Regions from separate parts of the Homo sapiens genome. Here region 1 is linked to region 2. A link is an interaction called in ENCODE POLR2A ChIA-PET data of the cell type or tissue named here. Cell type or tissue: CD4-positive, alpha-beta T cell. All regions are shown on one strand. Each heading gives the region's core, and the rest is flanking DNA. Links, peaks and the distances in the headings are about the cores only.

The links. Peaks named below come from ENCODE experiments on the same cell type or tissue, not always from the same donor. Only the 100,000 strongest peaks of a DNase experiment are listed, where the experiment ranks them.
Region 1: POLR2A ChIA-PET joins it to region 2 with 10 read pairs; 3 of 35 experiments call an interaction of 5 or more read pairs at or near these places.

The regions. Positions count from the first base shown.
Region 1 is chr1:35,575,357-35,580,726 of GRCh38, reverse strand. All of the region lies in intron 3 of TFAP2E (transcription factor AP-2 epsilon), which reads right to left. TFAP2E-AS1 (TFAP2E antisense RNA 1) reads left to right here and starts at 2,865. Exons shown (of 3, transcript NR_183387.1): 1 at 2,865-4,061. RefSeq lists enhancers at 2,787-2,956, 2,967-3,036, 3,217-3,306, 2,559-3,411, 3,412-4,264. In CD4-positive, alpha-beta T cell, for the core only: no CTCF peak of the experiment used is centred there; DNase peaks (open chromatin) are centred at 2,906 and 3,553; H3K4me3 peaks cover 1,851 bases.
Region 2 is chr1:35,503,141-35,508,510 of GRCh38, reverse strand. It overlaps KIAA0319L (KIAA0319 like), which reads left to right. Exons shown (of 21, transcript NM_024874.5): 3 at 1,376-1,899. Among named protein-coding and RNA genes, the nearest start is that of KIAA0319L, 52 kb to the left of the region's middle. RefSeq lists an enhancer at 1,246-1,295. In CD4-positive, alpha-beta T cell, for the core only: no CTCF peak of the experiment used is centred there; DNase peaks (open chromatin) are centred at 1,830 and 2,320; H3K4me3 peaks cover 2,009 bases; H3K27ac peaks cover 2,780 bases.

The DNA.
Region 1 (5,370 bases), core at 60-5,059, 72 kb before region 2:
CTCAGCTCACTGCAAGCTCCGCCTCCCGGGTTCACGCCATTCTCCTGCCTCAGCCTCCCGAGTAGCTGGGACTACAGGCGCCCGCCACCACGCCCAGCTAATGTTTTTTTTGGTTTGTTTTTGTTTTTTTAGTAGAGATGGGGTTTCACCGTGTTTGCCAGGATGGTCTCGATCTCCTGACCTCGTGATCCACCCGCCTCGGCCTCCCAAAGTGCTGGGATTACAGGTGTGAGCCACTGCACCTGGCCAAAATTTGCATTTTTAACAAGCACCCCCTGGGGGTCCTGATGCATGTGGTTCCTTGGACTACACTTAGGGTACCACTGGTCCAAAGCTTGAAGGGGTTGGAGCAAGAGGAAGGTAGACGGGAGGAGTAGTGACCTGCTCCCTGGCCCACACTGGGGCACAGCATGTGCAAATGCCCTCCCTAGAGTCTCCTCATCTCCCCTGCTGGGACCTGCCGATTAAGTTTCCTTCTCATCAACTGCCAGAGGGTTTCTTTCTTTCTTTTTTTTTAAGATGGAGTTTTGCTCTTGTTGCCCAGGCTGGAGTGCAATGGCACAATCTTGGCTCACTGCAACCTCCGCCTCCCGGGTTCAAGCGATTTTCCTGTCTCAGCCTCCGGAGTAGCTGGGACTACAGGCGTGCACCACCATGCCTGGCTAATTTTTTTTGTATTTTTAGTAGAGATGACATTTCACCATGTTGGTCAGGCTGGTCTCAATCTCCTGACCTCAGGTAATCCACCTGCCTCGGCCTCCCAAAGTGCTGGGATTACAGGCATAAGCCACTGCGCCCGGCCCAGGGTTTCTTTTACATATAATTTCTATCCTTCACTCCCCTGCTCCAAGGTTTTCCATAGCTCCCACCATTTTCAGGTAAAGTCCAAACTCCATCTGCACATTTTTTAAGTTGCTTTCTGGGGCAGAGAGTAGCCTGGGAGGCAGGTGAGAAAGGGTTGTGGAAGTGCAAGTTCAGTAAATTTTTGATATTTTGTTTATCGTGGATTTTTGCACTATTTTCATTTAAAAAGGCCAAGCGTGGTGGCTCACGCCTGTAATCCCAGCACTTTGGGTGGCTGAAGCGGGCAGGTCACTTGAGGTCAGGAGTTCAAGACCAGCCTGGCCAACATGGTGAAACCACGCCCCTACTAAAAATACAAAAATTAGCTGGGCGTGGTGACAGGTACCTGTAATCCCAGCTACTTGGGAGGCTGAGGTACGAGAATCTGAGAGGCAGAGGTTGCAGTGAGCTGAGATCGTGGTGCTGCACCCCAACCTGGGCGAGAGAGTAAAACTGTGTCTCGAAAAAAAAGATTTTTTTTTTTTTTGAGACAGAGTTTTGCTGTTGTTGTCCAGGCTGGAGTGCAATGGTGTGATCTTGGTTCACTGCAACCTCCGCCCCGCAGGTTCAAGGGATTCTCCTGCCTCAGCCTCCGGAGTAGCTGGGATTACAGGTGCCTGCCACCCCACCCAGCTAATTTTTGTATTTTTAGTAGAAACGGGGTTTCACCATATTGGCCAGGCTGGTCTCGAACTCCAGACCTCAGGTGATCCACCCGCCTCGGCCTCCCAAAGTGCTGGGATCACATGGTGTGAGCCACCGCCGCCCGGCCTCTTTTTTTTTTTTTTTTTTTTTTTTTTTTTTGAGATAGTCTCCCTCTGTTGTCCAGGCTGGAGTACAGTGGCATGATCTCGGCTCACTGCAACCTCTGCCTCCTGGGTCAAGCAATTCTCTTGCCTCAGCCTCCTGAGTGGCTGGGATTACAGGCTAGCGCCACCACACTGGGCTAATTTTTGTATTTTTAGTAGAGATGGGGTTTCACCATCTTGGCCAGGCTGGTCTCGAACTCTTGACCTCAAGTGATCCGGCCTCCCAAAGTGCTGGGATTACAGACGTGAGCCACTGCGCCCGGCCTATTTATCTTGATTACTGAGTTTTTTGGCACCCTCTCAAATTCTGTCCCAGAAGTCAGTATCTCACTCATCTCACCCATGTCCTGGCTGCTTAGAGATTGTCTGGGAAGTGGAGACCCTCCCCAGCTCCCTCCTCCTTCTCCAGGGCCAAAGACAGCAAGGAATAGGGCGACTGTTTACATCAGCTCCTGTCCTAGAGATCCCCTGAGATTGGACAGCTGAGCCCGTGGAGAGGGATTCCCCACCCCCAAGTAGGCAACCACCCACTCTCCTCCAGAGGGAACGAGGGATCCATCTCAGTTCTCATCCTTGACCACTCCCCTCCAGCTCTGATTGTATAACCTGAAACCCACACACGGTTTGTAACTTTTTTTTTTTTTTTCCGAGACGGAGTCTCGCTCTGTTTCCAGGCTGGAGTGCAGTGGCGCGATCTTGGCTCACTGCAATCTCCGCCTCCCGGGTTCAAGCGATTCCCCTGGCTCAGCCTCCCTAGTAGCTGGGACTACAGACGCGCACCACCATGCCCGGCTAATTTGTTTGTAACCTTTTTAACCTGTCTGGCTTTTCCACAGGGAGAGGATTTGCATATGCTGTGTCCTGTGTGATGAAAGGAGCCCTTTTTACACACCCCCTCTTTCAATGCACTCAGACTTCAAAGCCCATCACTCATTCATTCAACAAACACCCACTAAGCACCTCTTGAACCCGGTTCAACTATCTCCCCTCTAGGCACTCACCCAACCTCGGGCACTCTCCGCGCCTCCTCTGAGCTCCTCCCGCGTCCCATACAGCCCCTGCTCACTGCTGGAAAATATTCCTGTTAAGCTCCGTCTCCCCACCAGTCCTGCTTGCTTTCTGTGTGTCTGGGATAGGTTGCAAAACTGGAGGTGACAAATGTGGGCAGGAAATGGAGGGCTCCCTTATACTCCTAGGGTCGGCCTCAGCCCTGCCATTTCCTGCCCAATACCGCGGATGCAACTGGCATGGGACCCGGAAGTGTGTGGTAAAGCGCCGGGGCTTCGCCTGGCCGCCCCTCCCGGACGCTTGCCTGCAGTCAGCGAAGCTTTTCCAACCCAGGTCTGGGCCCTGCGAGCTCCAGGTGCCTCTGCCCCGCGGCGCTGGCGAAGTCGAAGCCCGAGAACGCCCACCGCAGCGATGCGAAGGCCGCTTCTGGGGTGGGGCTGAGGCTGCAGCTGCCTCCCTTTCGCACCAAGGACCCCAACCTTCAGCGACGCAGCCGCCGCTCCCGCCCAGGCTGGGAGGCACTGTAGGGATCCGACGCTTCAGGTGGCCAAAGAGCGACTTTCTCTGATTCCAGGGCCCTGGCGGGGCAGGCTCCAGTACCGCACTCGGCGGAGGCCGAAGGTCTGTGGGGCAGGACAGGAGTTCCTCGTGCCGTCGGAAGGGCCGAGGACGAAGGAGGGCGCTAATTCACTCCCCACTGGGCTGGCGGCAACGCCGAATCCCGCAGTGACCGCGGAGGGCCAAGGTGAAAACTGCTGGGGGCGCCGAGGGCAGGTGTGGGGAGGGGCGGCTCCAGGGAGCAAGGAGCCCACCTGCCTCGCCGCCGCAGCTGCCCTGGGTCGACCGCCCACGCTTTCCCCTGGGTCACGACCTCCGGATCCAACTGTGCCCGGCTCCTGCCCCTTCCCCTTTGCTGCTGCTGCGCGGGCTGTAACTTGACGTCTAGGCTGGGGCGTCCAGGGCGCAGTCTCCGCTCAGGTCGCCAGCGCTCCACTCGCTCCACTGGGCCACAGACCCGCTGGCGCTGGGGTCCCGCTGGCGCTGGGGTCCCGCTGGCGCTGGGGTCCCGCTGGCGCTGGGGTCCCGCTGGCGCTGGGGTCCCGCTGGCGCTGGGGTCCCGCTGGCGCTGGGGTCCCGCGGTTGTGCACGTGAGTCCGCGTGGCCCCGTCCCGCGCGGTTGTGCACGTGAGTCCGCGCGGCCGCGTCCCGCCCCGCTCCAGGGAGCCAGCGCGCCGCCACCTGGGATGTTAGGACTCTCGTTGTGTTCTTTGGACTGCTTTGGGGGATTTCGGCGTACCCCTAGGATCTAGGAGTTTTGGAAGTTGTTTGAGAGAAACCAGCTCTGGGAGGGCCTCGCATCCAGTCTCCTGTCTCGGCTTCGGACCGGGGTTCCGGGTTAAGGTGCTCAGAGGAACAGCTGATCCTTCTACCCTTGCGCAGGGCAGAGATCCCCAAACCTCTTTCTAAAATGCAGGGTCTTAGTCTTTCTCAGGGAGTCAGTGAACCTAGACTCCCAGTCTCTTGAGCCCAAGCATGAATAGGGAACTGGGGACCACCACCATGCTCATATTTCTGGTGGCCAGGAAGTCCAGGCAGGCTTTTGCCCACTGCAGACGGATCTCTTTCTTCAGGGGTCAAGAAAGGCTCTGTACAGTAAGCCAACCAAGCCCCACCAGCAGAGCTGCGCTGCAACCAGGTTCCTAGTGTCTTTCCCACACTCCCAGTTCCAAGCGACACAGGACACAGCCCCAATTCCACCTCCCCCCACCCACTTCCTGCCCTGTTGCCTCATCTTCCCTGCTACACACTCCAAGTCATCCACCCAACCCCCAGCTCCTGGTAACTCAGCCCCAGCTCCTGGAAGTCCAGCCCCAGCCCTGCTACCACCACTTCCACCTTGGCCTCCCCTGAGAACAAGTGGAGGGCAAATAGAGCCCAGGCTTGAATTCACTCGTTTGAAAAACAACTCAAGCCAAACCCTGTGGGAGCAGTGCCTGCCTGGGGCACCTCAGGCTCATGTGCACCTCTGAATTCTTTCGGGCACCTGCCCCAAATGTAAAGAGGCTGCTACCCAATGCCTGGGCCCCTCTGACTCTCTGCTCCTCTCTGGCTGTCTCTCTGTTTTTGTCGTCTCTCACCTTCCCCTGTCATGGCCAGTACTTGGTCCTCAGGCCAGAAAAGGTGGATCCCGTGTCCCTGGATTTTACTAATGCCAGGAGTCACATAAATACTCCTATATATACACAGAGAGGGCCCGCGCATGCTTGGAAATCCTCAGATACCAAAGAACAAAGTGCAGGACACAACAGAGATACTGTACATATTGAGAAATGTGTACATCCCCCAAATGCAGAGAAATGCACACCAACATACAGAGACACACCTCACAAACACATTCACAGAAACAGACACACTCACACTCCAAGAAATACTAAGACACCCATGAAGGGAACATTTCAGACATGCACAGGACCCTGAACTCACATGGACACAGACACCCAGGAGCAGGTGGGCCCTGACTCAGGTGCACACAGCCTAACACACAGTACTCACACACAAGCTCCCCTAAGTCTAAATGCCGCAAGAGACTCCCACAGAAAGAAAATTCCCCCAGAGGCCTCCAAGGCCCTGCCTGGAAGGAAGAGGAAGAAAGTGCCCGCCAGGCACCGAAATGCTAAGGCACTGTAAAGTGAAAATCATTTCCCCAACT
Region 2 (5,370 bases), core at 235-5,234:
TCAATACTCTAGAAGCTTGCCTTTACCTTCCTTTTATCTTTGATTAGTTTCCACATTTAGTCCGTTGGACATTTAGTAAGTATTCCGTGGGAGTCAGATTGGCTTTGGCTGATTGTCAGTTGCTTTCGTTAGAGGTCTTTTCAGTTGTGTGTACATGCAGACATGATTATCCATATCTTCAGTGTTTTGATTCTATTGCATATTTTTTCTATGTAATTCTAACATATATTTTATGTTATAAGCCCAGGGCCAGGACTAGGGTAAGGAGAGAGGTGCCCAGAACACAGAATTTAAAGAGACACTCACTATGAAGGTCCTGTGAGCCAACCCTTTGCTGGAATGACTCTGAAAGTGAGCACCTCCTTAAATTTTGTGCCTGAGGCACCTCTCTTGCCTCACCCTAGTTCTGTTTCTATATAACCCTGACAATAGCTGGTAATAGACACCTATAGAGCCAGTACCTTAAAATGAACTCACATAATCACTTCCATTTAGAACAAGTTTTGACTTCATCTAAGAAAACAGAGGTGAGATACTATTTCAGAAAAATCAATGCCATACCTGAAATAATTAAAACAGTCCAAAGTTTATCCATCAGCAACATTAGCCAGAATTTTGGATCATATTATTTAGGTTACCCATAGCATGTCACTGTTGTACTTAGGTTCCATTATTTCTTATCATGACATGACTTGTCATTAGGAAGTTCTTTCTAGCAGAATTGCTCTCGTGGTTAAAATTTTTGGTAATCTTGACTACCACTCTGGCTGATACTATGATATGCAAAACCATTTGACTTTGGCAAATGATTGGTTAAAGAATGAATGTGCCTATTAACTGCATGAGGTTCAGAGTACTCAGTCTGTGTTGCTGCCAGTTTGCTGGGGAAACTGTTCTTCTGGTCCCACAGTTCTCACATTGCTACCTGTTCTTCTGGTCCCACAGTTCTCACATTGTCCCTGAGAAATACCTTGGAGGTGAGTGGGAGGTCATCAGGTATTGGGACTCTGCCCTCTTCCTCCCAACTTGCCACTTCCCTGCATATGCTTCCACCAGAATACCTCTTTTTTTGTTTTTGTTTTTGTTTTTGTTTTCCTGTTTATGAAGTGACATTCTGTGTAAAAGGTCTCCATGGCAGGAACTCATTGAGAAGGAGAACAATTAATGAATGTGGAGCAGTATTTCTAGAACCTAAAATATCCGAAGACAAAAAACACTCTCTTTCACTTCCTTTGTTCCACTCACTAGATGGCTTTCTCACCCTCTTAAAAACTCGTCTTCAAAATAACCTCAAATGTTGGTTCTCAGGGCTCTTTATGGAGCAGTAGTCTCTGTTTTTATTTCATCTGAAAATGTTTTCATTCTTTGTTTTTAGATGCCAGTGAGAGCAGGTGCCAGCAGGGGAAGACACAATTTGGAGTTGGCCTGAGATCTGGGGGAGAAAATCACCTCTGGCTTCTTGAAGGAACCCCCTCTCTCCAGTCATGTTGGGCTGCCTGCTGCCAGGACTCTGCCTGCCATGTCTTTTGGTGGCTAGAAGGGATGTGCATTCAGGCAGACTGCAGCAGGCCCCAGAGCTGCCGGGCTTTTAGGACACACTCCTCCAATTCCATGCTGGTGTTTTTAAAAAAATTCCAAACTGCAGATGATTTGGGCTTTCTACCTGAAGATGATGTACCACATCTTCTGGGGCTAGGTTGGAACTGGGCATCTTGGAGGCAGAGCCCACCCAGAGCTGCACTCAGACCTGCTGTATCTTCCAGTGACCAGCAGAGCTTAATCAGGAAGCTTCAGAAGAGAGGTAGTCCCAGTGACGTAGTTACACCTATAGTGACACAGCATTCTAAAGTGAATGACTCCAACGAATTAGGTGGTCTGACTACCAGTGGCTCTGCAGAGGTAAGCATGCTATGAATAAGGAGCAGAGAAATGGTTAAATCTGCTCTTACATTTGGTATATATGAGCAATGAAGCTGATGCTTGCGGGCAGTGCTCATAGGCTGAGGAGTGTATATATAAAGCTGCTTGGTGTCAGCTTCTTTGGTGCTGCCCAGATGTACAAAGGGTAATTTGACCCTAGAGATGTTCATGCTATGTAGGTCTGACCATTGTTTTGGTAAATGCAGAAAGCTGCTCATTATCTAGTCTAAGCTGGTTCTTGGCTACAGGTAAGTACAGTTGTATGGCTGTTAGTATTCACCAACCATTCTGCAGTATTTTCTGCCAAATTGCAAAACAGTTGATTGATGTGGTTACAGTCAAGTTCTCCTCCATCTCTCGCCTGTAAACACATTCTTTATGAGGTAGTTTCTATTCCAGTCAGAATTAACCATGCTTGGTACTACAGATTAAGATCTGACCTGCTGGGCTGTGGAGCAGGATGTGGCCATTAGCCAAGAGGTCTCTGGAGTGAATTCTCACCAAGCTGTATATGCCAAGGGAGATACCACCAGTAGAGTTTATTCTGCTTATTATGTTTCTTCATTGTTGATCTCCTTGGGGAAATGATTAAAAGGAATGACTCACTCTCTGCTCAGTCTTCCTTGATTGCTGTGACTTATTTTTGTATTTGTTTTGTCCTAGTTGTCTCTATCAAGTTGAAGCCAGAGTGGGCTATGACATGCCAAGCGCTCTGTGTACTAATTGTTGCACTGTATCATTTTGTTTAATTTTCATAGCAATATTTCCAAGTAGGCATTATTAGCCCTGTTTACCTGGTGAGAAAACTGAGGCCCAGAGAGGTTAAACAGTTTGCCAGTGATCATGCAGCATAGCTAGAATTGGAACCCAGATTTAATATTAAGAAAAAAACTTTTTAGTGCAGTATTAGAGAACAATCCTAGATTTAATATGCCCATAAACATTTATGGCTACCTACTGTCAATGTCAGGCACTTTTCTAAGCCTTAGAGATACAAAGGTGAATAAGAATGGTTCATTCCCTCAGGGAGTTTATAATCTAGTGGAGACTGATACATGAAGATAGGTATTTACAGTGGTGTATAATTATTGCATTAACATACTTATGTACACAATGCAGTAAGAACACAAGAAGTGATTCACTTCAGCAGGCAAGTGGTGTGTATGTGCAGGTAAGACTTCTCCGAGATGTTTAACATTTCTTGAAGGATGTGTAGGATTGTACTGGGGTGGGGTTAATGGTGGTAAAAAAACATTCTGGACAGAGCCACAGTGTATGTAAAGGCTCGGTCATAGTCATTGTGTATTTACTTGCGAGGTACTATACTAAGCTGGATACTGGGAATATTACAATAAATAAGATGAATATCATTTCTGCCTTAACAAGGCTTATACTCTGGCAAGGAATATTACATTTCTAATAATTAAATTATTATAATAATTATAAGCTTGATGTGGGTAATGAGAGGGTAAATACAGAGTGCCGTGAAAGCATCCAACAGGCACCTAATACAAACTAAGGTGTCAGGTTAGGCCACTTTAAAGAAAGAAAGTTTAAGCTGATATTTGAAGTAGGAATTCGGAAAAGAAACAGGGAAAAAGAGTATTTCAGGCAGAGGAAATAACAATTTCAAAGTGTGTTAGGTGCCCTAGAATATGGCGAGCTCAAGAAATTGGGAGAGACTGGTGTTGCTGGGCAAACGGAGAAAGAGAGCTGGTGGTGAAAGAGAAGTCTTGAGAGGTATGCAGAACCTTGAGGCCTTATTAAAATACTGGTTTTTATCTGAAGATCAGTGGGAAACCATTAGGGAGTTTTAAGTAGGGAATGACATAATCAGATAGTGGCTATGTGGTGAGTAGACTGGAAAGGGCGAGAATATACAGTTGACCCTTGAACAGTGTAGGGGTTAGGAATGTCAACCCTTTGTGCAGTTGGAAATTTGCATAAACTTCAGAATCCCCCAGAATGTAGCTACTAAAAGCCTGCTGTTGACTGGAAGCCTTACCAATAAGATAAACAGTCGATTAACACATATTATGTATGTCATATGCATTATATACTGTATTCTTAAACTAGATAAAATGTTAAGAAAATTGGCTGGGTGTGATGGCTTATGCCTGTAATCCCAGCACTTTGGGAGGCCAAGGCGGGCGGATCACAAGGTCAGGAGATCGAGACCATTCTGGATAACACGGTGAAACCTTGTCTCTACTAAAAATACAAAAAGTTAGCCGGGCGTGGTGGCAGGCGCCTGTAGTCCCAGCTACTCGGGAGGCTGAGGGAGGAGAATGTCGTGAACCTGGGAGGTGGAGCTTGCAGTGAGCGAAGATTGCGCCACTGCACTCCAGCCTGGGCAACAGAGTAAGACTCTGTCTCAAAAAAAAAAAGGGAAGAAAATCATAAGGGGCTGGGCACGGCAGCTTATGCCTGTAATGTCAGCACTGGGGTAGGCTGAGGCAGGTGTATCAATTGAGGTCAGGAGTTCAAGACCAGCCTGGCCAACATGGTGAAACCCCGCCTCTACTAAAAATACAAAAATTAGCGAGGTGAGGTGGTGCACACCTGTAATCCCAGCTACTTGGGAGGCTGAGGCATGAGAATCGCTTGAACCCAGGAGGTGGAAGTTGCAGTGAGCCGAGATTGCACCACTGCACTCCAGCCTGGGCGACACAGCAAGACTCTGTCTCAAAAAAAAAAAAAAAAGAAAATCACAAGGGAAAATATACTTAGTATTCATTAAGTGGAAGTGGATCATCTTATAGGCATCCTTATTGTCTTCACGTTGAGTAGGCTGAGGAAGAGGAGTAGTTGGTCTTGCTGTCTCAGGCGGCAGAGGCACGAGAAAATTCACATATAAATGAACCTGCGCAGTTCAAGCCTGTGTTGTTTAAGGGCCAACTGTATATGGCCTGGTAAAATAGGAGGCTTTTCAGGCAAGAGAACCATTGTACTAAAAAAGGAGATTAAAGACAGGAAAAGGGATAAATAATGAATAATCCCTTAGAGCTGTGGTTCTCAAACTTTAGCATGCATCAGACTCACTTGAAGGCCTTGTTAAAAATAAATTGGTCTTTGTTTCTTGCTCTGAAGAGATGGAAATAAAAAAGATTGCCGGGCCCCAACTCCATAGTTTCTGACTCGGTAGGTCTGGAGTATGTTCTGAGAATTTGCATTTCCAGAAAGTTCCTGGAGTGTGCCAATGCTGCTGCCCAGGGACCAGAACCACTGCCTTATAGGGCAGGAAGGTTAGAATACTGAGCACAGAGTACAGTATTAGTCTTAAGCAGGATACTTCCTTCATTGTGACAGAGAGAAAGGATTGGGTAGGACACAGCTAGGGTGGGTTTATATACTGGGTAGAAGGAAATTGTTGTAGTTCTCATCTCTTTCTTGTTTTTTCTTAAGTGTGATAGATCATTTATGGATAGTAGAAACAGAGGTAGAGGTAGA